Regions from separate parts of the Mus musculus genome. Here regions 1 and 3 are each linked to region 2. A link is a loop called in an ENCODE intact Hi-C map of the cell type or tissue named here. Cell type or tissue: left cerebral cortex. All regions are shown on one strand.

The links. Peaks named below come from ENCODE experiments on the same cell type or tissue, not always from the same donor. Only the 100,000 strongest peaks of a DNase experiment are listed, where the experiment ranks them.
Region 1: a loop joins it to region 2, with 4 times the contacts of the local background. A loop is called at or near these places in 4 of 42 quality-filtered maps.
Region 3: a loop joins it to region 2, with 4 times the contacts of the local background. A loop is called at or near these places in 5 of 42 quality-filtered maps.

Annotation. Positions count from the first base shown.
Region 1 is chr1:176,873,281-176,881,280 of GRCm38, reverse strand. Sdccag8 (serologically defined colon cancer antigen 8) reads right to left here. Exons shown (of 18, transcript NM_029756.3): 11 at 6,583-6,717; 12 at 3,175-3,291. Among named protein-coding and RNA genes, the nearest start is that of Sdccag8, 63 kb to the right of the region's middle. In left cerebral cortex, CTCF peaks have their summits at 2,130 (motif pointing left) and 3,372 (motif pointing left); DNase peaks (open chromatin) are centred at 2,093 and 3,351; H3K27ac peaks cover 454 bases.
Region 2 is chr1:177,253,523-177,261,522 of GRCm38, reverse strand. Gm36904 (a long non-coding RNA gene) reads right to left here and starts at 3,842. Exons shown (of 8, transcript XR_001779550.1): 1 at 3,717-3,842. It also overlaps a transcript of Akt3 not described here. In left cerebral cortex, a CTCF peak has its summit at 4,147; DNase peaks (open chromatin) are centred at 2,016, 2,876, 3,725 and 4,203; H3K4me3 peaks cover 3,249 bases; H3K27ac peaks cover 2,196 bases.
Region 3 is chr1:177,344,255-177,352,254 of GRCm38, reverse strand. All of the region lies in intron 6 of Gm36904 (a long non-coding RNA gene), which reads right to left. Among named protein-coding and RNA genes, the nearest start is that of Gm36904, 91 kb to the right of the region's middle. In left cerebral cortex, no CTCF peak of the experiment used is centred here; DNase peaks (open chromatin) are centred at 3,385, 3,628, 4,848, 7,962 and 1 more place; H3K27ac peaks cover 1,280 bases.

The sequences.
Region 1 (8,000 bases), 380 kb after region 2:
GTAATGTAGCCAGAGTTTCCTGAAAGTTCCTGAACCTGAAATACAGGACTCTGAAATGATGCAGTTTGCATTTCAGAGTTTCTGGCCCCTTCTGGAACGTGAGAAGACACAAAGGCACAACCCGGCCACATGCTCACAGTGTATCAGAGGACGAAGGTGCAGCTCTGGCAGGGCGACCGGCACAGTACGGAGCACAAAGCCTTCAGAGGGAAACCTAATAAAGAAAGCTAACATGCTTACCAAGTGTCCTTTTCACTTACTTTTAAAGAAGACAGTACTGCACCATTTGAACAGACAAAGACACACCTGCTCTACATTTTGGAATAAACCAACTACAAAACACTTTTTGAGAAAAAGAAATGTCAACATAAGCTTCATGCTATTTGCTAGTAATTATTGTTAATATTCTTCAAAGTAACAATATGATAATATGAGCCTTTCCTTCAATAACATATTTGTAGGTAAAATAATAAATATCTGAGATTTGTTTTAAATATTTTTGTGAAAGGAGAGGAGGTAGAGAAAGACAATGAGAAAGGAAAATTAGAAATTAAGATGGAAAAATATGATAATGAGGTGAAGTTAAGAAAAAAACTGTGAACTGGTGGGACAAGATTGACACACACTGAATCTAAGTGCTGGAAATGCACAGGTTGTTTATAATGTTCCTTTTGTCTCATATGCTTTTAAGTTCCTTGATGGGGTGTGTGTGTGTGTACCTGATGTTTATATAAAAAAGAAAGAAAGTAAAAAGAAGCAAAGAAAGGAAAGAAGAAAAAAAAAAAAAAGAAAATAAATCAAGGCACAAAGTTCCCAATCTGCACACAAAATGCCTTTTGTTTTCCGTGGTGCAGAAGCAGCCCCTGAGACTGACAGCAGCTCTCCAAGCCTGAGCGATACAAAAGAGCTGATGGGAAGGGTAATTCACCCATGGGTCCTGACACAATATAAGAAGAAAAGAAGAAAGTGGGCGGAAGAGACAGCCATTGTTCCCCCTCTAACCTTTCTTTCTAATTATGCCAGAGTCAAGGCTCAGGTCGTGAGGAAAATCATTCCAGTGGTCAAGCATTTGCCCGGCTGTGTATACATCAAAGAGGCTCTTGTGCTCACCACATTCCAGCTCAGTTTCCCACCTACTTTCAAAACCTACCAAGTGGCCAGATTAGCTAAAATATGAATAAAATGATGCATTATGGGGAACACCTGTTTGCAACCCAAGAGACAGTCTCCTGGTTATGATGACTGTATGATACACAAGGCTTTAAAATTAAATATGTTTTATATCATGGTAGGTATTGCAGATAAGTGCTTGACATGTCCAGCTTTTCAAAGCTAAATGTAAATTTCTCTCCTGGGTGCAGATGGTGGCCAAGCTAAATAACTCTTCGGACTTACAGACAGAAGGTCAGGTCATGGCTGAGAGACCAAAGAACAACTGCTGCTTTGCTGCTCCAAATCACCCAGGGAATGAGAAGCGACTACGTCTGAAACTGTCTGTTCAGGACAAACCAGTTACAAAGAGCACCTACAAACTCTCCTCACATTCTGTTCCAGGAAAAAACAGGAGCATGCAAACCTCTCCTCACCCTCACAGGTTTACTGCTACAAACTGGGTCCTCCCCGAGGGTACAGCTTCACCGCAACGGCACCACTAAAGATGACCAGAGAAACTTAGTATTTCAGTCCACCAGGGAGCACGGACGCTCTCCTTCAGTTTCAGCCTTTGTAGCATTATGGGCTGATTAAGAAGACAGCATGCTAAAGAAACAGACACTAGAAGGGATTTAATCTAGGTTATTCATTTCCTAAGACACTCACTCTTGTTACTGTAGGGTTTTGCTTTGTTTTTTGTATTGCTAAACATGATAATGTGATTTTAAATCATCCCCAAACTCTTTGCTTCTGTGTTCTATTAGTAGGAAATATTATACTTCTGTAGTTCAGTATAATAACTCAAAAGATATTTAATATTACAGAGTGTGCCAACCTGACTGCAAAACCCTGTAGGATATCAGAAGGAAGAGAGCACTCCACTTGCTTAGGAGTCCTAGGCTTTCAATCCTTGACTGAGGGAACTTTCCATTCTACTATCAGGGACGCCCCCAACTGGACAAAATAAAATCAGTACATGCTAATATGGAAAGATCTTCTAAGATGTAGAACTCATCATAAAGTTGCATCTACTCATATAAAAACTACTTTTGTTCTGGTTGTCTGGGTTTCGGCTGTGATTTGAAGTATTCTGCACAGGGCTTCATTAGCACTTCCATATTTAATACTTTCCCCATTGCATTTATGTCATTTGTCATCAACAGCTGACGGCTTGAAAGGGAAAATATGTTGAAAATATGATAGAAAGCCTTGCTTAGAAATATGTTGTAAAATTATCTGGAGTCACCTACTTCTGAACTGTACGGATATCTCTAAATTATTGATACTGATACCTCAGTCATATTATTTTAATAGAATACACAATCTGCTTTTCTTGGCTGTAAAGAATGCAAACCTTCAATGGCCTATAATGTAACATAAAAATAGAACATCAAAAGTCAATCTGCCAGAACGTTCTCTTTAAAAGCTTTCCCCAGAGTCAATTAAAATTGGAGTATCTATACAATCTCAACAGAGTTATAACATAAAACATCTGTTCAAACTGAAATTGAAGCGAGTAGCATTTTCCCTAACATTTCTAATTTCACTGTATTTAGGCTTCCTGAGCACACAGATTCATGGCTATCGTAGTTAAAACTGGTCCAACTCTGCCAACAATCAATTTGATTGACATATTTACATATCAACTCATCTCATCTTACAAATTTTAAAGTTTCTCATTTAAAATTGGATGCAAGTTGGCATCTTTCAAGAACTTTATGTGCGTATATTTTAGGTTCAAACTGTGCATTAGAACATTTTTTAAAACTTTTTCTAAGTAATAGATACATATCCAAATGTATATTTATGAACTGTCAAATTGGAATTTCATATGCAAGCAGTTGATTCTCACTACTTCATGTCAGGCGTCTATAAATGAAATTCTTTTAATAGTATGAACTGGGTCCTTACATTAGTTAGAAACATTATAAGAGAAATAGTGCCTTAGGGATAAAACCACAGCAACTTCAGAAAACATGTTACTAACAGCTCACAGCTGACTGTGCCAGCGTGCTTCCTTACCTGGACTTTCATTTCAAGATCCTTGTGAGACTTTGCTTTGTATTCTCTGTGTTCCTTTTCCACCTCATCCTTCTCCATTTTGGTTTTATTCAACTGAAAGCGCATTTCTCCACACACCTGTTAGATTGTAAAAACAGATCAGTAGCCTCTGGAATCAGCAGAGAAATATCTACAATTAGATCCTTTGGTGCCCCCTAGAGGACACACAGATAAAGTACACCAAAACTTTTCTAAGACTTGAATATGGTTTAAGATTTTGGAGGCAGTATAAGGAAGCATTGAGAAATGGCTAGCGATGTTTGCCACCAAGTTTGATTACCTGAGTTAATCTAAAGGTCATGCCTGGAATGAGGAAACTTATTCCTTCAAGTTGTCTTTTTAGTTGCATGAATGCCACAATGTACATTCATTACCCTCTCAAAATCAATCAAAATCTATAAAATAATGCAATGTATAACTAAGGAATAGAAGTTAATTTTCAGGATTATATTATATAAAACAGTTTCAAATGAATATTTTCAACGAAAGGCACTATCATCTGAAATCACGCAAGCTAAAATCAGTAATTAAAACAGTTAAAGTCTGTTATTATTCACACAGATGGTCATTCTCTCTATATTATAAAATATCTTTTAAAAAACTTCAGCTAAGATTTTAAGAAAATTTTTGTGAGGACAGTTTTTGCTAATAAACTATATTGTTGCTGTTCAGGTGTACAATACCAGCATTTATTATAAACCATACAGCCAGCATTAACCACACTGTTGTAGGTATGCAATGTGACCTAAATACCATAAAATAACTTCTGGTAAAAGTCATATGCTGGCTTTAAGCATGCTCTACAATTATAACTGTAGCAGTCTACATAAGAGGAAATATACATTAGAAGTGAAATAACTGTGATATTATTAAATAATATATATAACACCTTTAAAATGCTGCAAACTATTCTGTATGTAATTTACTTTTCTTTAGTCCAGGTCACTCACACGGAGAAACATATTTGAGAAATAGAATTATCAGGAAAATCTAAATAAAGAAACGATGAGCCTTTGCTATAACTGAGAACCTGTAGAAAGTTGAGTTACATCACAACGCTTTCTCTGACTTTCAGATCTGCCTTTTAATGGTTGCATGTTATCTAATGGTTATTCCTGCCTGAAACTTTTCAATTTGGCATTTCTTAAAAAATGAGTTTTAGAAGCTTTGAAAAGTTTTGTTGTTCTTGAGTATTAAACTATAGTAAAGTATGTAACCTACATGCCTCCCTTTGCTCAGATAAAAAGCTCTCTAGAAACAATAAAGGCAGCAGAGTTCCAAAGCTCTGACAAGACAGAAACACAGCCAACAATGCTGCTCCATGGGCATCAGAAATGCTCGCACCATACACAAGTCTATCTGTAATGCATGAGAGTTGATTCTTCCATTCAAAACACTATAAACTTAAAATGCTAAATAACCTGTTCCAAACTGTTTAGCTTCAATAGGTGGACAGATGAATTGGACAACCCTCAATTTATAACATCAGAAAAATAACAATTTCTCAATGATGAAAAACAGAGACTTTATCTAAATGTACTCCATGAGAAATGTCTGAGTCGAGTCCTCTAAAAATCACCTCATTCTTTAATTTTAACTCTCACTTTCTTAGTCCTTTCAGCTCATTGCTTACTGTATTCATCTACAACAAACCTCGAAAGTAAGTCTAGGCATTCTACTGAGGCGGAATTATCATCTGAGGACTGGAGGTTTTCTCAAAGTCACTTAGTCTAATGTGTCACTCTCTGAAGTCTGAGTCCTGTTGGGCAGCTGTGGAGACAAACTCATTTTTTCCATCACTACACTTCATTAAAAGGTGTCTCCTATAAGGAATCACAAACAAGTACCATGGCTTCCATCCCCAAACCTGTGTGTCCATTCTTCTACAGACCCATCTGCATCCCTGTCTCCAGACAAACAGACAGATGGAAGTAAATGGAGAATTAGAGAGAGAAGAGAAACAGCTCCTTTTGTAAATTGTATAAGTAGAAATTAATGTAAAGGCTAAAAAAATTATGATTAATTAATTTAAAACAACAATAGAATAAAATGTATTAAAATTTAAGGAGATATATTATTGTATTATAATATTACCTATAAATTTAGTGATAATGAATTGATTTCATTTATATATGATGTTTGGAAATATTTGCTTTCTTACTGGTCAAGGGACTTACTTGAAATCCAGACAAACTAGTATTTCTTAAAATAAATCAATTAAAACCACTATATGTTTTAGTTCTCACTTCACTGGTCAGAGAGGCCCAAGGCACGAATATATAACTTAATCAATAAAATAAGAATATGCCAAATATAAGATGAAATTAAGAATTTAATAGAAAATGTTGATTTTAAAAGTAGATATGAAACAGAAGAGAGAGGAGGAAACTTCTTATATCAAACAAACCTTTCAGCATGCCTTAAGCAATTATTGGAAAGACCGGGCTCATACTATCTACAGAAAAAGAATCACTCCTTGCTAACTTAGACAGGTAAGTTTTGTTAAAAATTCAACAATTAAATAGAACTATTCACAAGTCTGTCTTTGCCAATTGATTTTTTGCTACAAATTAGCTTTGGATTTTCAGTACCATAAAATAAGAGGAGAGGAAGAGGCGATTATAGTAATGGCCGTTGACAGACTCACTAAAGTAACATTTACTATTCTTAAAATAAAAAGACTTTGTATTCTAAACTTCTTTCTAATGACATATGGAGCTTTGGATAATAAGAAAAGTAGTTTCAGTGGCCCACACCATTAATCTCAGCACTTGAGAGGCAGAGCAAGGCTGGATTTCTGAGTCCCAGGAGAGCCAAGTCTACACAGAGGGGAAAAATAAAAGCAAAGAAAAAAAAAAAAAAAGAAAAAGAAAAGAAAAATGGTTTCAATGCAATGAGATTGCTCAGAGGGTCTGAAACCAGAGGTAGATCTCACAGTGGAAAGAGAAAATTGACTCTGACCTCCATAGGAGTACCACGGTGTGTGTGTGTGTGTGTGTGTGTGTGTGTGTGTGTGTGTGTGTGCACGAGCATGCGTGCTCCCGTGTGCCTGAATACAGCACACACATGCACATCACACAACATGCACACAGAACACACACACATGCACACAGTACACACACACATGCACACATAACACACACACACTCACACATACACTACATACACACGTAACACACACACACCACATACACACATAACACACACACCACACCACATACATATACAATACATACATACACATATCAACACCACACACATACACATAACACACACACAATAATAAAAATAATAAATAAATTTAAAAGAAAAATGTTTTCAAAGAAAACATGTACTTAAGCCAATTATTAAAGCAAAACTTTCTCGGACCTTTGTGACGTCCATTTCCTGAGACGCAACGTGGTTCTGAATTTCCTCTAAGTGACTGACAGCTGCAGTCTTCTCCCTGGTGACCTTTTCAACCTGGGCCTCCAGCTTGGCAATATTCTGAGACAGGATCAACATCTGTGAGAGGAAACAAAGAGTCTCAGCAACAGTATTGAGAATATGAAAATTAAGAAGTTATTTCATTAGTTTGTTGTCTACCAGCTACTGGGCTCAACACTCTTTCTCTGTGGGCTGGAGAGATCCACTTCTCTACCTTCTCAGCTCACCTCATAACCTGGAATGCCTCTTTCCTTCCTATTCATTCCCTGGCCTCTAACCAATAGTGAAAGGTGTCAACAATGAAGTCTAAAGGTTGTTTGAAACCCTGAGATAGCAAATATGTTACAGTACAGACTTCAATGGAGTCCTTTCAAAGGGAGAATGGGGACCAGAAACTCTTGGGTCCTTTCCCACATGATCATTAACCATTAGAAAGAATGAGGGGGAGGACAGGGAGAGGGAGGAGAGAGGGAGGGAGAGGGAGGAGAGAGGAAGAGGGAGGAGAGGGAGGAGAGGGAGAAGAAGAAGAGAGAGGGGAGAGAGAGGAAGAGGGAAGAGACAGAGAGGAAGAAGAGAGAGGGGAAGAGGGGGAGAGAAGGGGAGAGGAAGGAGGAGAGGAGGGAGAGGGAGGAGAGAGAGGGAGAGGGATAAGAAAGAGAGGGAGGGGAGGTGGAGAGGGAGAGGGAGGCGAGGAAGAGGGACCCTTCCCCAGTCAACAAGGGAGTTCTCTGCAGTTCCTCTGTTGGCACTGCCCATGTAGCCTCCATTAATGAGTGTTCCTCAGTCCTATCAGGAATCAGCCCTGGTAGATGTGCAATTATCTCCGTCTTCCAGGAATCCCTCCTTGAGGCCAGTGCCCAGCACATAGCCGGCTGGGGTCTTTCACACAGGGGGCTGCTACTTAGCTGCTGTGCATGGGAACTCCCTGCCTGCTCTGTGCCTGTGTCTGTTCTCACTGTTGCTATCCACGCCACCCTGGCCCCTGGCCGTATTCTCACAGTTGCACTGACATGGAATCCTGCAGCACGCTCTGAGTATCCACCTCATCACCCTCCACCTCTGTACACCGCTGGCGTGGCGCTTGATCACACCCGGTCATTGTGTTTAGCTGTCTCTTTGGTTTTTGACTAGAAGTTCCTCAAGGACATGTTCATTAAAAGGCACCAAATGTTCCAAGAGTATATGGATGAATAATTAGGATAAATGGCTTTTCTGAGGGAGTCTGTAGATAGCACCAAGTCCTCCTTATTTCTCCTTGGAATTAGAAACATTTTCCAGTCCTTAGGCTTAATGGTTGAGCTGTGTTCAGTGCTTCCAACTTTTCAGTGCTAACTTGTTAGTTAACACTGAAAGTGAAGGAA
Region 2 (8,000 bases):
TTTTATTTTAAAAATATTTACTTATGTGTTTGTGTGTCTGTGTATGTGCAGCTAGAGTTACAGCCACGTGAGCTGCCTGACATGGGTGTGGGGAACTACACTGAGGTCTTCAGGAATAGTAGGGAAGTGCTCTTAACCAGGAAGCCAACTTTCCAGCACTATTTTCTTAAAACAAACAAACAAGCCCAACTACATGCCTTGGGCTAGTATAAAATAAAAACCTGACCCATTTTTGTGTTTTATGTATCATGAAACCTGAAACCCCATCATTTTGCTAACAGTCAATGTTAGGATCTGGGAATTGTGGGAATGTGTGCCTTTTGGACAAACTGAACAGAATTAGGACCGACTGGTGCTAATTCACAACTTTTAGGAGCCATGGGGGAAGGAGAAAGGCAGTGAGGGAGGACTTAGACCTTTCTGTTTCCATTTGTTTTGTTTTAGCTGGGGGTTTGGCTTCACATAGAGCTTGCCAAGTTCCTCCCCATTGAGAAAGTTTTGTTTTAGAAATGGCCACAAAAACCACGTTTCAGTTATAGATGTGGAACGGAAAATGAAACAACTCCACTAATCCCCTTTTCTCTCTTATTGGACTTCCATTTCCTGACTACACATCAGGCAAGCATTTCATAAGAAAAAAATGTGGTCTTTAGATGGGATAGATGGACTCGGTTCTTCCTACTTATTTTTCAATAGATAAACATTATTAAATAATGTTAATGATAGGTCTTTACTGTAAGAAACCTTTAATTGGATATACTATTAGAAACCAGGCTGATTTGGTTGACTGCTGTCAAACTTTCCCTGTGCCTCAGAGAGGGGAGGTAGGTGGGCCACTGAGCTGTCAGAGTAGTCCTTTTGGAAACTAGCCAGATTGACTCATTATAAGAGCTGACCTGCTTTGATCAGTCCAAGGGCATCTTGAGGAAACTACAGTCTGGTTGCAGAGAAACTGAAACTGAAGTCCACGATTCCTGCTTTACAGGCCTTTTCCAGTCACCACAGGTCTTTCAGAGATAACCTGTACCAGCTTTGGAAAGCAGTACTCCAGGCAAGACAAAACCTTGGTCAATTCTGTTTTGGCGTGCTGGGGATTGAACCTGCAACCTTGTGCACCCTAGGCAAGTATTTATCACTGAGCTACATCATTCTAAGGGGGTGTCCTCAGGCAAATGATACTGTCAGCATCTCTGTCTTAAAAGAAAGATTTGGTACAAAGTAGCATAGAATAAGTATTGAATTAATGAAAGAGTAAATCAATGGATAAGTCTGAGAATTCTATAGGATTTGGCAAGACAGGATTCCTCTATGCAGCCCAAACTGGCCAGTGATTGGTTCCTTGGGCTTATGAATGGTGGAAAACTAGATGCTGTGTTGGAATTACAATAATCACCTCCTCAGCTCCTGGTGTAATCAGGGTGTTTTGGAGTCATTAGGCCCAATGAAGGATTTCTCAAATGGTCTTTCCCTGGGCTGTTTATCATCGATACAGCGTACAACAATGGTAGCAGGAAGAGGAAAAGGCAGCTCCACCTGTAAGAAGCCATGGCAAGTGGTAGCAGCAGCCAAGTCGTGGGGACAGGTGGGGATGGTCATGGCAGTTAGACCATACAGACTGCAGGACTGTCACAAGGCACCAACACCAACAGCCTAAGGGTTATAATCATAGCTGGTGCTCAGTGCTGCCAATTATTCAGAGAGCCAACTGTTGCACTTGAAGACTTCTAGGCCACTGGCAACCAAAGTCAGAGTAGTAAGTGTCTTAATCCAAGTTCTTAAAACTGTTTGATTCTGGTTCTTAAGATTTGGTAACATAAACTGTAGTTCTCTGGTGAGAGCTCTATAAACCTCTGACGTCTGTCAGCCCAGCCTTAGCCACTGGACCATTAGACCTCCATCATCACCAGTAATTTTCATCTCGATGGAGACCCAGCCAGCTCACTGGTAACTGTGCGGCACACACAGACAGGATACACTATCTCTTGTTCAAACAACAGATCGGGAGAAGAGACACACAACAGAAGAAATGCTACAGGAAGAAGCCCAAGGTACTAAGCAGGTTCTTGCAATGGGAGAAACTAACGGGTTCTTCCCAAAGGCTGGAGCCATTAGAATTAATACCGGTTTGCCAGGTGTTTCTAGAAGCGATGAAACAGTCTCAGAAAAAGTAAACTTTTATGACTTTCTGAGGTACGAGATGTGGCAAGATAAGGGTCATTTTCTAAAAACCAGTCTTTACTGTACTTACAACCATGAACTTCAAAAGCAACATCTTCTTAGTGCCCCCAAGTCCATGAAACCAACCTCCCTCACAAGGTGGTTCTGAGGGACTCGGGATGCCACTGCAACAACCTCAAGCCCACACATGGTGACATCTCCTGGGACTGCCAGATACCTGCCTCGCACTGCCCCCGGGCCCGCCTCGCCCAGGTGAATGTGAGAAGGAGTTTCCTTGCTCTGAGCCCGCACGCCCGCGGCGTCAGGGGCGGTGCGGTGGGTGTGCTGGGGGGAAAGCTGGGCCCCGCCTCGGGTGCCTCGTCCAGGGCCACGCGGCCCGGGGAAGCCCAGAACTTCCCGGCGGGAACGCTGGCCCCGCGGCGCGGACTGCTGGGGAAGGTGTTCTCGCGAGAGGAAGGCGAGGGGCGCGGGTCGCCGCGGGTCTGAGGGGCGCGGGGCAGCCTGGGGGCGAGCGCCCGGCTGGGGCGCGGAGCTGAGGCGGTGAGCTGGACCGGGGCGCGGGGAAGCCGCTCCCGCCAGTCGCGGAGAGCCAGCCCCTGACGTCAGGAGTTTTCCTCAAAGTCAACAACAAGCCCCGCGGCGGCGGCGGCAAGAAGCTTCGGCGGCGGCCCCCGGAGGGAGGAAAGAGGGGGCGGGGAGGCGGCTGCTGGGTCCCTGAGGCGAGGCGAGGCCGCAGTCCGGGGCTCTGCGCGCTCGGCCCAGAGCCTCCGCCCCGTGGCCCAGCGGCTCTCCACGGCCCCCCGCCCGAGCCGTGTTTTCTAGTGATGAATCGAATTTGTAGCCGACATCCGATTCCCAAGTAGAGTCTCCGCCTCCTCCTCCTCCTCCTCCCCGTACCGCCGCCCGCCCTCCTCCTCCTCCCTCCTCCCGCCGCTGCCGCCGCCGCCGCCCGCTCCAGCGCCGCCGCCCGCCCGCCCGGCCGGCTCCCTCCCTCCCTCCCCTGCAGCCCTTCGTCTCCCCTCCCGCCGGCGACACCGGGCTCCAGGGGGCCAGAGGCTCAGCGGGGTGGGGGGGAGGACAGGAGGGGAGGAGGAGGGAGGGGGACCCCCGAGTCGCCCCCTCTCCTCCCCCCGTCCCCCCCTGCTCCATCCTCCGCCACCGCCCGAGCAGCTGCGGGGCCGCCGCCGCCGCCTTTGCAGGTAACAGCCACCGCCCCCAGCTCTCGCCCCCCTCCCCGCCTCGCCCGCACTCCCCGAGGGCCCCGCGGCTCCCTCCCTGCCTCCCCCGGGCGGGGGCGGCGGCGGCGCGGGTGGGTGAGGCGGGGGCGTCTGGGTGTCACCGCGGCCGCCGGGGGCGTGGGCGGGGGGCCGGGGTTCCCCTCCCCGTTCCTCCTGAAGCTTTGGGGCCGTAGGTGTGGAGGCGGAGGCCGGGGGATGCCCCGCGTGGGTGACACGGACATCCCCCTAGCTTTTGGGGGTGGGGGAGCGGCGGCGGTGCGCGGGCGGCCAGGGAGGGGGGTGTTCCTGGCCTAGCGGTACCGTGAGCTGCGCGTCTGGGTTGCCCGGCCCGGCGCCTTTAGGGCTCTTGTTTAGCTCGAGCCGGGTCCCTTCGCCCCGACTCGGTCGGCCGCGCGGCCCGGGGAGGGGGCGGCGGGCCGGGGCGAGGGGCGGGGGGCGGCGGCGAGGTTATGTAACGCGAGCGAGCGGCCGGTGGCGAGTCGGTGTTTGGGTTGGGGGGAGGGGCCGTCTGCGCATGTGGCGGGAGTGCGGGCGAGGATGCACCGGCGTCCCCGGGGTCTCCTTCCTTAGCCAGCTACCTACCCCACCCCACCCCACCGCACCCCGCCGGCGCCCGGGAGAGGACGGTGCTGATGGGGTGCGGGTGTGCGTGTGCGAGGTGGGTAACGTGCAAGTCTGTGTTTTTAATAGTAGTGGGGTTTTGATCCGCTAGGGAGTTGTGTGCTAAGAATAGAAATGTGCGGAAGATGCTGGGTTTGGCTGATCTACTGATGCTGTCGCTGCTGGCGGCGGCGGCGACGGCGGGCGGCTCAGGCTGCAAGTAAACAAACCAGCTTCTTCCTAGTCCACCTCCTCCGCCTCCTGCGCATCGGTCTGCATCAGCCATGATGCTAGTGAGGCCCCTTGGAAGCCCGAAGTTGAAGCTTAAGCTGGTGGCATCCATAGTCCTGATGCTGAGGTGGGGTCGTCCCTTGTTTGAGATTTCCTGGGAATCTACACTTAGGTTAGAGATAACCGAATCTCTCCTTTGGGCCAGTTTTTGAACAGTAGTAGTGTTTACTGTTTATCTTTAGGAAGCAGAAAAAAAATGCTTACCCATAAGTCAAAGCTTGGATTCTCTCAAATGTCTTCATCAGAATAATGTTATGAAAATAAAATTCATTTCTCAAGTGTAATATATTTTGGTTCAAAGCATTGATGGATTGAAATTGATAAAGTTTACAGATAAAAATCCAGCAATAAAATCTCTGTATAGATTAAATTATGGTATTAATAGAATCAACACACTTTTAGCGTTCTGAAAAGGATGTAGAACAAGGACTTCATATGTAATAAAATAACAGTTGTCCCAAATCTTTAATTTAGACATGTCTTCTGTATTTGGTAAAGCAAAGTAATTTTTTGTTAGAACTATAAATTTCCATACAGTCACTGAATTTTATTTATGGTAGGACTCATTCATTATATTAAGTTATATTTGCATTTAGGAAAATGTTGGAAAAGCCAAGAGTGGAAGAGTCTAGTAAAGATGGTTTAGAGCTTGAAGATGAATCTGAATATTCCAGAAGATAGGATGTCTAAAACATGAATTCTTTTTTAAAAAGTATCTTTATAAATTGTTTTCTAGAAACACAATACCAGATACACAGTTAAATTCAAGATGCAGTTCAAGACTGAATTTTGTTCCTTTTGTCAATATAAAATTTTGATTCTGTTTGAAGATAACTTTTTAAAAGCCAGAGATGACCTCAATATCTATATCTTGAGGTTCAAATTTTAAAGTTAGGGAGAACATGTGCTATTTTAATGTTTGTACATTTGCAGTAGCATAGAGGTTATACCTAGTCTAAAGGAGTACTACAAAAAATGAAATTGTTATTCATAGTCATCTTGTCCCCTCTACTGTCTTCTGTAATGATGAGTGATTAATTTTCAACTTAAAATTATTTTTTTCTTTAATCTTGACATTGTTGTTTTGTATTCTATATGGAACAATACTTGAAAATTCTTTGGGCTTTCTATTTTTTGCAATTGTATTTATTATGGTTTTGGAGTAGAGGGTCTCCCTGTGTAATTTAGGCTGCTATGAAACTCACTCTGTAGCCTAGGTTGGCCTGCTAGGGATCCCAGCCTCCTGAATGCTGGGATCACAGGTGTGTGCCACCATTACAGGCTTGTTTGTGTGATTTTTCTTTTTCACCTAAAATATTTTAAATAAAGTTTCATTCACAAAATAAATATTAAGAGGAGGAGTGTGCTTTGGAGGAGTAAGGTTTTTTGACTTCATTCAGAGGATCACTGTCATTAAAGTTTGTACATTTAAAGATCACTGTACATTTAAAGTCTGTTGGTTAAACTTCTGCGACAAATGTTAGCATGGATTTCAGTGTGGGGGTTTAGGAGTTTTAAACTCCAGGTTTTGATTTTAACATGGAAGTTTCTAAATGCTTAGGCTTCTTTCTGAAGAGGAACTTGTTTCATACATTGTTGTAGAAGTTTAGCTTTCATTTAAACTTTGCATCTTCTTAGGAAGTGATAACTAGTTATAATTTACTCTGTAATGCCCAGTAGTTCAAGAATTTGTCCCTGGGATGATGATTCTTGTTAATGTGTTAATTGGATCAGAATCATGATTTGGTGAGAGCTTGGCTTTATAGTGATTATGTTTATGGCATTAAAAAGCAAACCAATTTTAGATTTGTAGAATAAAATGCAAGACAAAAATACTTTTATTTGGTTTATTTTATAATTTGACTTGCATTTTCAAGTTACTCTGAATTAATAATGTAAATATTCTTTATGGTTGGTTTGTGCTTAAGTCTTTGAGTAATTTAAAAGTTGTTGATAAGCTCCAGATTTCAGCATGTGCATCTGTATTCTTAATCTTGTTTCAGTGCAGCATACTCTCTGCAAAAGTAGGCTAATATTAACAGATGTGTTATGATAGTCTTTAAAATCTGATAGAATTAGATTCAGTTTCCAGTTAATTCCTACTATGTGCCTGACCTTGCTATATGTACTTCATATATTGTAATTCATCTACTTCAGGACAATCTTGCTGCAATTTTGAAAGTGAATTTCACATGAGAAAACACTTCATACAGCATAAAAATCGTTTCATTTAAACTTGCCCATTCAATATACATATATGTATGTATATTTCAAATTTATAATTTCAAATGTATAGATATATTTCAAACATAGTATAGTATGATATATAATATGCTATTTTGTAGTATACATTATATTATATATCTATACTCTAAGTTCTACAGAATCAAGTTAATATAGTTTAAAAAGCTATATTGATTAAACTAACATCTCTTTCATTTTAATTGTTTCAAATGCCAAAATATGTGAACTGTTTACATATTTTATTGTGGTATCCCTCATCCAATAAGAGGTAAATTTATTTCTTCAATAAGGAAATCTTCAGATAGTAGTTGGTGAGTAAGCTAGCATATGCTTTTGACTTATAAATATGCTTTTAGTTCTTAGAAACTATCTAAATATACTTAAAGATTTATTGCTAACTTCAGGTATTTTATATTTCTAAATGGGTATTTTTGCTTGTATTCTGAAGGGAAGGTAAAAAGGTATACTAGAAGAAAATAGAAAATGTTCAGATGAGACTTTGTCTCTTCTATATTAATTATATTTGGGTGTCTGGGGGATTTGGCAGAAAGGAAGGTAGAATTTAGCCAATAATGGAGTTTAGCCCAGATTTGGTCTGAGTTGAATGGCTACTTGTTTTGTAGTAGCTGTATATTAGAATTTGAGGATAGGAGCTATATATAACCATGATTGTCATCTATACTACTACTTCTATAAATGAAGTTGATTGTAGATTTCAGTGTAAAGAATCTTACATTTTATTGGCTCTGAAAGAGCTATCAAGCATCTAATGCTACCTTTTCTGAAATCACAGTTAAGGACATTGAGGCAGAGTTGGGAACAATTATCTAAGTTTTCTGGTCTGTCTGATGCTCTTTTTAAAGGACACTTTGAGATGAACTTTATTAGGGATTCTAATCCCGGGACTGTGTTGGAGGTGGTGGTGGGGATCTTCCAGTAATTGTTGGCATTTAGTTTTTATGTGTGTGTATTAAGAATTTTCATTTTGTAGTTTGAGAGGTACCTGAGGCAGATTTTGGAATTGTGTGTGTATTGAATGAAATGGCCAGGTGAGCCAGTGTTCTGTAGTCCCCAGCCTCATACAGTGCTGGGCCACAGTTCACATAGAAATTGAGGGACTCTGCCTTCAACAGCTTGTCCGTTGGTTTATGTGAAGCTGAGGGTAAGCATATCCCCAGCCCCCAGGGTTTTAAATCAGAAAATCAAACATACGACTTTGCACAAAGTTTTTAATAGTGGACATGTTGGTTGAGATTGTACATTGATAATCTAAGAGAAGGAAAAAGGGGGAGATGCTTTGTGGTTTTTTTGGTAGATATAATTTAAAATTATAAAGTGTTTTTTAGGAGTTAGTTAACTTTCGAATTTGAAAGTTCTGATAGTTTGCCTAAAAATTCTAGGCTTTAGGAAAAAATATTTCCCAGGGCGTTATGACTATGTTCTGAAGAG
Region 3 (8,000 bases), 91 kb before region 2:
AGTCAGTGCCTGAGGCTCGCCTTCCCAGTCAGGATCATTCACTCCATTGAGGTTTTTCTTGAAGCAATTGTCTCACAAGTCAGCAAGGGTCTGAGAGTTCACTTGGGAGGCCTATGTTTCCAGAGGAAAAGCAGAAAGGATAGAGCTAGGTTTGGGGATTGACTTAGACAAACCAATCATAAGCAGGGAAGGGGACACGGTTGGGGACAGCTGAGGACACGGGCCCGCGTAGACAGGGCCATGGAAACATTTCCCCATGGTCATAGCCACTTGGGCATATTATAGTATTGCTCTTCTTAGGTGAGGCTGGGCAGAGGTGGACAGGTTCATTTTTCAGTTTCGTTTATTTATTTACCAGATGAAGGTTATATGCATTGTACTTTGTGGAGCTAAGGGCAAACCTATCACAGTGTGACTACCAACAAGGATGGGCTTTCCTTTTTTTTTTTTTAAGATTTATTTATTGTTATATCTAAGTACACTGTAGCTGTCTTCAGATGCACCAGAAGTGGGCATCAGGTCTCATTATGGATAGTTGTGAGTCACCATGTGGTTGCTGGGATTTGAACTCAGGACCTTCGGAAGAGCAGTTGGTGCTCTTAACCACTGAGCCATCTCTCCAGCCCGGGCTTTCCTTTTTATAAAGGAAGCCAAGCAGAATGCTAAGTTAAGCAGGCTGAGGGAGAGGACACTTCACACGCATCACCCTTTCTGCATGCCACAATCCATGGCTGAGCTGGTGGCCTCTCTGGCCTATCCCATTCTACTCTTTGGTGTCTCCCTGTCACCAAGGCAGGGGCTCACCACAGAAAACAACATTTACCTTTTTGTCCTGTTGTTTGGCCTTGAATAAGGGATTTTGCAGACACAGATGACCCAGTCATATGCACACAGAGTAGGAGGAAGACCAAGTTTTAGTCTCAGGGTCCCTTGTTTGCCTAGAAAGCTTGTAAGACTCCAGAAAGATCCTTGGCGATTTTGTATGGGTAACAGTAAGATGCTCATATATTTTTATGAATAGATATACTTTCCAATGTCTGTCTCTGGTCTTGAATAAAGGTCCTATGCATTAACAGTTCTTTTCAGAATAGCAACATAGACCCTCCGAATCCAATTCCTTTGGTTTTTCCCAGCCCCCCTACCCCCTACCCCAACAGTGGTCTTTTCTGCCTCATGTCTACTTATCACACATCAAGACCAGTCTCTGATCTTGCTGGGCTTTTCTTGACCAGATCGTGGGATTGCACAGATAAGAGCTTTGTCTCTGCCTGGACTCTCTGTTTTGTTTTCCTGGGGCATCCTCTTGCTAGTCTTTCTCTCTCCCACTGAGAATACAGAGCTCTCATTCTCACTCTTTCTCTCTCTCTTTTTCCCTCTCAGTTTTTGTTTTAAAGCAGGTGTCCTGATAATCCATCTGTAGTGAAGGGAAGCACACCTCTAATGGAAGTCTTAATAGGAAAGATGGCAGTAAAATTCAAGGTCAGCCCATTTAGTGAGACTCCCGGGGCTTTGTACCTATGTTTGATACAATAACTTTTGACTAAGCTCACAATTTCTAGTTAACTTCTACTACTCGATTAATCTGTCTTCATGTGGGCAATCCTCCCAGCACTGACTGTCAGGGAGAGGTAACTCCTCCGGCCTCCTCTCTATAAGGTTATTAAAGTTCTCACGGAAGAAGGTGCTTTCTTACCACAGGACATTGGAACATTGTTCTCTCTCAGCACAAATGACTCTTAACCCCACATGCAGGCAGAGGCTGGTGCCTTCTGATCCTGCATAACTAAGTATTAAATACCACTTCCTTACAAACAGTCTCCCCACGCTCTCTAAAAGGACTCCTCGGCCTTTCCCTGTGCACAGTGCACTTCCTTCTCAGAATATGTAATTACATATGCATTTATTTACTTTCCCCTCTGTACTTTCCTTCAGACCACAGGCTGCAGAGGTATGCACCATGACTGTCTTTACTGTACAGGAATCCATAATACAAAACACAGTTTCTAGCTCTGGGTAAACCCCTCCCCTGACATCTGGGGGAGAGTTGTTATCACCATGAGAACAGCAGGCATCATTCCTTTTTTCAAGCTGTTCCCACAGTACACAAGAAGGTACAGATCCTTGTCTTGAGCTGTGGTAAAGCACTTATGGCAGGCAGGATTCACGGGGAACTGGTTGTGACAGGAGTCTCCGAGCACAGAAGTTTCCTCCTTGGGCACACAGGGGGTGTGTGTGGGGGGGTGCCACGCCCAATGTTGTCTGCTGCTTATGATTTCTCAAAAGGGCTAGCTCTGGCGCACTTACTCTGTGAGCCAGCACAGGCTAGCCAAGGGCAACTCACCCGTGTCAATTAAATGGTCTTACCAAGTTCATCTTTCCCATGGCGTATTTGGTTCTCAGACATAGGCTCCATTTCCACAAGTCTTCCCCATCCTCAGTGAGGAGGCAGGGCAGTCAGACAGTCCCCTTCAACAGCTTCTCAGGGCCTGAGAGGGAGAAGCAGAGAGACTTCTCCACTTTTTCCTCTGCTATAGCCTTGACCCACAACAGTAACCTCAGAGGGCCATCGGAAGGTTATGTTGCTTTCAGGGCAAATTGTCACTCAGCTCCAAAGTCATGGATGAGAGGATCAACTAACTAAAAGAAGGAAATGGATTATTGTAGATCATGGTTTGAGGCGTTGGTCCATCATTGCTTAGTTCTGTTGCTTTGGGCCTATGGTAGCACAGAACATCATAAGAGGTCAGGCCACCTCACAGTACTCAGGAAGTAAAACTAGAGAGAGAGGATAGTGCTGGGATCTCAGTACCCCTACACTGCCAAGACAGTGATGTGTCACCTGCCTACCTTCAAAGGACCCATTCATCAGTACCATAGGCCAGAGACCAGGCAACTAGGCAGGAGCCTTCTCGGAGGGATACTTCCAGTCGATAGTTGTCCCTCCCTGGAGCCCTTACCAGGAGGCAGCTGTGGCAGGTACCCTAACTCAGGACAGGATAACATCTGTAGACAACTGTGGCAATTGTTCAGCAGGGATTCACCCCGACACCCCTGCCAACTGTACCTAGAAGGAAAATTTTCAGCAAGCTTTGCATTTAATGTAGAAAAATGTGTGTGTGGGCGTGCATGCATGCATGCGTGGGCTCATGGGTGTACGGCCACGGCCTGCATCGGGAAGTCGGAGCTAACTGTCCCCTTCTGCTGTAAGATCTGGAGATCGAATCAGGTCATCGGGTTTGTGTGATTGGCACTTTCACCCACTGAGCCATCTCGCCAGTCCAGAATAAAGGATGTCTTAGGAGCTCTGTACTGCGGGCAGAATGTTGCAACCCAAGGAAATCAGCACCTCTGAGGGCGGTGAGGGAGGGAAATGACAAACACAGACCGGCTCTCAGCTTCGACTTCATCTTATGTTGTTACGCTTGTATTTTTGGCACCCACTGATCAATGGAGAAGACGCACAGTGATAAAAAGCTGTCATGAATTCAGTCATGCTTTTAAATAGAGCCTTCTCTAATTAAATTAGATACAGAAGCATCTACATACACACATTTTCAAAACATAATGAGAATACTTATATAAAGCATTCTACATTGGGTTCCCGAGACAAGGCTTGGTGGGATGTCTGAATTCCTTGCAACACGCCATTCCTGGCTAGGTGCCGACAGCCCTCGTGGTTTAACCATTGGCTTGAGATACTGTACCAAAGGGCCTTTCAGGCAGGATGCAAAAAGCCATCAATATGGTGGCAAACCCAGGCATACCCTCAGTCGGGTACACATGAGTGAGCCCCACGAGGCCAGTCCAACAGAACTCACCACAGTGGTGTGAAGAAATCCATCCAGCAGGCTGGGGCTCAGGGCAGGATAGGGCTTAGTTGACACTATTAAAGAAAGAGGTGGCAGAACAGGCCAGTGGCCTTGGTGGATGAGAGGCACAGGTATAGCTCAGGATGTAGTGGCTGGAGGGCATGCAAGAAGTCAGGAGTCATAGGACAACAAAGGACAGTTGGTCCTGAAAGGTTAGCAGACATGGCACTGTGTTGCATGTTGAGTCTATAGAAGTCTTGACATCCTTCATTCAATACTGCTGAAGTCTACAGTCATCTTTTCATCATCAGGACTGATTCTAGGACCTGGGGCTAGACATTAGAGAAAGCTGAGAAAACAGAACATTGGCCAGAAAGATGCTGACGGGGGCCTTTGCAAGTAAACAAGTTCTTCCAACCAGCCTAGGAGAACGGCAGAACATTCCAGTTCTTAAAGCAGAAGTGGAGGTGGAGCAGGGCAGAGATGGAGATAGAGACCAGCAGTGAAGATCACTTCTTTTCCAGAAGATCAGAGTTCTGTTCCCAGCACCCACATTGGGCAGTTCACAACAGCCTCTAACTCCAGCTTTAGAAAGATCTGACGCCTCTGGTACCCTTGTACACCTATCCAATACTTGCACTCATGTGTGTGCACATGTGTGCAAGCAAACACACACAAGTTAAAGCACATTTAAAAATTAAAAAGAAAACAGTATCACAGGAAGTCAGCACAGACTCCTCAAACTCCTGAGAACTTAAGTTATAGGGTAGGGGTGAAGATGGGGCCGGGGAAAGAACTTTCCAAGTCTCCCCTCTTTGTGTACTCCACTTGCAAAATGAATTCGGGGGTGGGGGTGGGGGGGGTGGGGCGGTAAGACATTAATACTTGGGGCCTCACTTCCCAAAAAAGAAACTGAGAGTGGAACAGCTTTCTGGGCAGAATCTTTGTGGGCTCTCTTGATTCAAATCCTTATTGTAATTCAGGAGCCAAAAGCTTTTCCACACCGCCCCCACAACTCAGCCCGAAGCTGCCTCTCCAGACTGGAGGAGCACTCCTAGAAGCAGCCCCTCCCCAGACCCAGCAGAAAAGCTGTGAAACTTTTGTCTGTGCTTCAGAAACAGGATGATTAATGTGAAAATGGCAATGCTTTAAAAAAGGATCCCTGAGAACCAGGACATTATCTAACTACACTTCTCCAAAATGCTCTCCACAAACCTCAAAGAATTCCCCCACCAAACACACCCACTGGAGCAGCGGAGGACCAGGGCAGTGCAGTATAACGGAATGCAGACACACAATGACAATGTTTAAAATTGTAAAAAGTTCCTACAGTAATGGCCTAGAGTGGAAACAAAGCCTTGTACCAGGGAAAGAACTCCGCCCTGAGATTAGCCTTCCTGCAAGGTAATATATAAAACCTTCAGAACAAAGAGGAAAGGCAAGACCCAGGAGCACAGCAAGCATGTGGGTCACTCTAAGGGTGGCGCATCTTGCCAACTTTCCTCTGAGAAAGACAGACTCTTGGCAGCAGCGGATTTTGGTTAATTCAAGGGGAGAATTTCCAGGTGAAGTCGTTAATCTTCCTTCAGGTCTAGGCTAGCCCCAAATAGTCCTTCCGGGTAGCAATGGTTCCTACTGGAGCTGAAGTTTCCACCTAGCTCATGCCTCAGGCATGCAAGTCAGATCTGAGAGCTTCCTCGTGTTTCTTCCGTCCTGGCCATTCTCAGTGTGAAGAAGAATTTCCACAGGCGCTGTGCTGGTTTCCTCCCCCACTTTGCCCCTTCCTTCCACAACATGGGCCAAGTTCAACACAGGTTGTTAATCCCACAGGTCACCAGGCCCTGATAAGCAGAAATAACAGCATGTCATCTACTCTTTACTGCATGTGGCTTTGTGCCAATGGTCCCTGGGATGGAGTGGCCCATCCCTCCTTTCTTCTTCCCAATGGAATCCTGCTCAACCTCTTCCTCCATTAAACCAGGTGACACATGGGAAATCGAGAGGTGGGAAGGTGGAGTGAGGAATCCTGGAGAAGAGGAATCAGAACTCTAATTGTATTATACTAGAAGGCTGCTTGACTCAGGTCTTCCTGGTGTGTGCAATAATAGATGCAATTATTTCATAAAGCCACTTTGAATTGAGTGTTGTTACTCACAGCCAAAACCATCCTGACTGATATAGTTTATCTCTATTCTCTCCCTCTTCCTCGGTTTACCCTTCCCCTCCTTTTCTCATCTTCCTTCTCTCTTCATCTCCCCCAATCCCTTCCTTCTTTCCTTCCTTCCTTCCTTCCTTCCTTCCTTCCTTCCTTCCTTCCTTCCTTCCTATCTAACTCTGCTCTTTATTCCAGTCACATGACCTCTTTACCCTCACTCGCCTTTGGTGCTTACATGTTTAAAGGAAGAGCTAGACTAGAATAATCTGTAAGATCCTTTCAGATTTCACCTATGGAAGACTGTAGAATTTAGAGCATGTCTACTGAAAAGACCAGTGTCTCACTGAGGATACATGCCACCCAATTGAGCCCGAACACATTCAAGCCAAAAGCAGAGAATTGCCAAGGCATAGAAAAGATGCCTGGAAAGGCTGTGGAGCAAGCTCCTGCTAACAGCAGCCTTCAAGTCAATGAGCACAGGAAATCAATGAGGTGAAAGTTGTGCTCCCCTCACCCCGAGAATGAACAGGGTGAAAATAAACTGACCACAAAATTGTAAGTTCCCTTTTACACTTGGCCAAATATACAGTAGATAACCCATCACTCTGTGTGCCTGCTAGATCTGTTGACCTGGAGGAGACAGGGAGGAGCTTTGACAGCCTGTGCTCACGGAGAAAGGAGAGTGGAAAATGCTAGAACAACCAGAGGGACGGAATGCTGCTGTACGAGTCCAGCGGCTCTGACTGTCTGTCTTAGAGATATTTCTACTGGTGCCTATCACGAGAACATCTTCATAAGTCCACAATGTACTTTGGCCACACTGCCCTCCTCCCCAGTCCATCATTTTTCCCCTTCCATATTCATGCAGATCTTTTGCTTATTTGAGTCTCCAGTTACTGTGTGCTGTAGTCACCAAACCTTGGCTCAATTCAGAGTAGTTTTGCTCCAGTAAATCAAAGACCTTCCTGTTAGCAAGGTTGGGAGTGTAGCTCAGTGGTAGGGGACATGCATAGTATAACCAAGGCCCTGGGTTCGATCTCCAGTAGAAAAATGAGGCTGGGGGGGGGGAGAACTGTTTGTGCAAGCTTTCTGTCTCTGCACAACTACTGCCACCAAGAAGATGAAGATGCAGTTTAAGTATTTATTATTATTATTATTATTATTATTATTATTATTATTATAGGTGAGTACATGTAGGTAGGTCAGGTGACAACTAGCAGGAGTCAGCTCCTTCTACTATGTGAGCATCAACCTCATGTTGATGCAGTGGTATCTTTAACTACTAAGTCACCTTGCCAGTCCCTGACTGACTGATTGATGATTGATTGACTGACTGGTTGACTGAGTTCCACTGTGTTGTCAGGATAGCCTCAAATTCCTGGTTTGAAAATTCCCTTACCTTAGCCTCCAGAGATGCTGGGATGATAGGCCTGCCCCTCCATTCTTTGCTGAAGCACTTGAGCATAGGCAATGGAGTGGCTGTCAACTCATGGATGAGAACAGTGAGTTCTTGGTCCTGAGAACCTAGGAACAAGCATGCCCTTCTACGCCTTAAGTAGCAATGGACGTGAGAGCTTGGGAGCAGAGCTGCTGAGGCCCACATTAGGAGAGGAAAGAATGCTTCTTAACTTTGACCCTACAGAGCCCAGTGCCATAGAGCAAGACCCTGCCGTAAAACCAAAGCCACGTTGAATTGATACATTCAGTAAAAAGGCTTCTGAAAGAAGATGCTTCATAGACACAAGGACTGGAAACCAAACAAACATAGGGACAGATGGGAACTGGGACTGGAAATTATAATAGGATGGGGTCCAGGGTAGCAGCAAAATTTGTGTACTAGTAGTTGTCAACTCTAAGTGACCATGGAATTATGTGGAGAAATTTAAAAATGTCAACCATGACGTTTCAACTCCACTTCAGTAAAGTTATATTCAGCTGTCTTGTGGTGGAGCTTAAGTTTTGAATCTGTGGGAGGGGAAAGAATGGTCCAAACCAGCCCTTACTGCTGGAATTCCCTAAAGGCCCACACACACGCA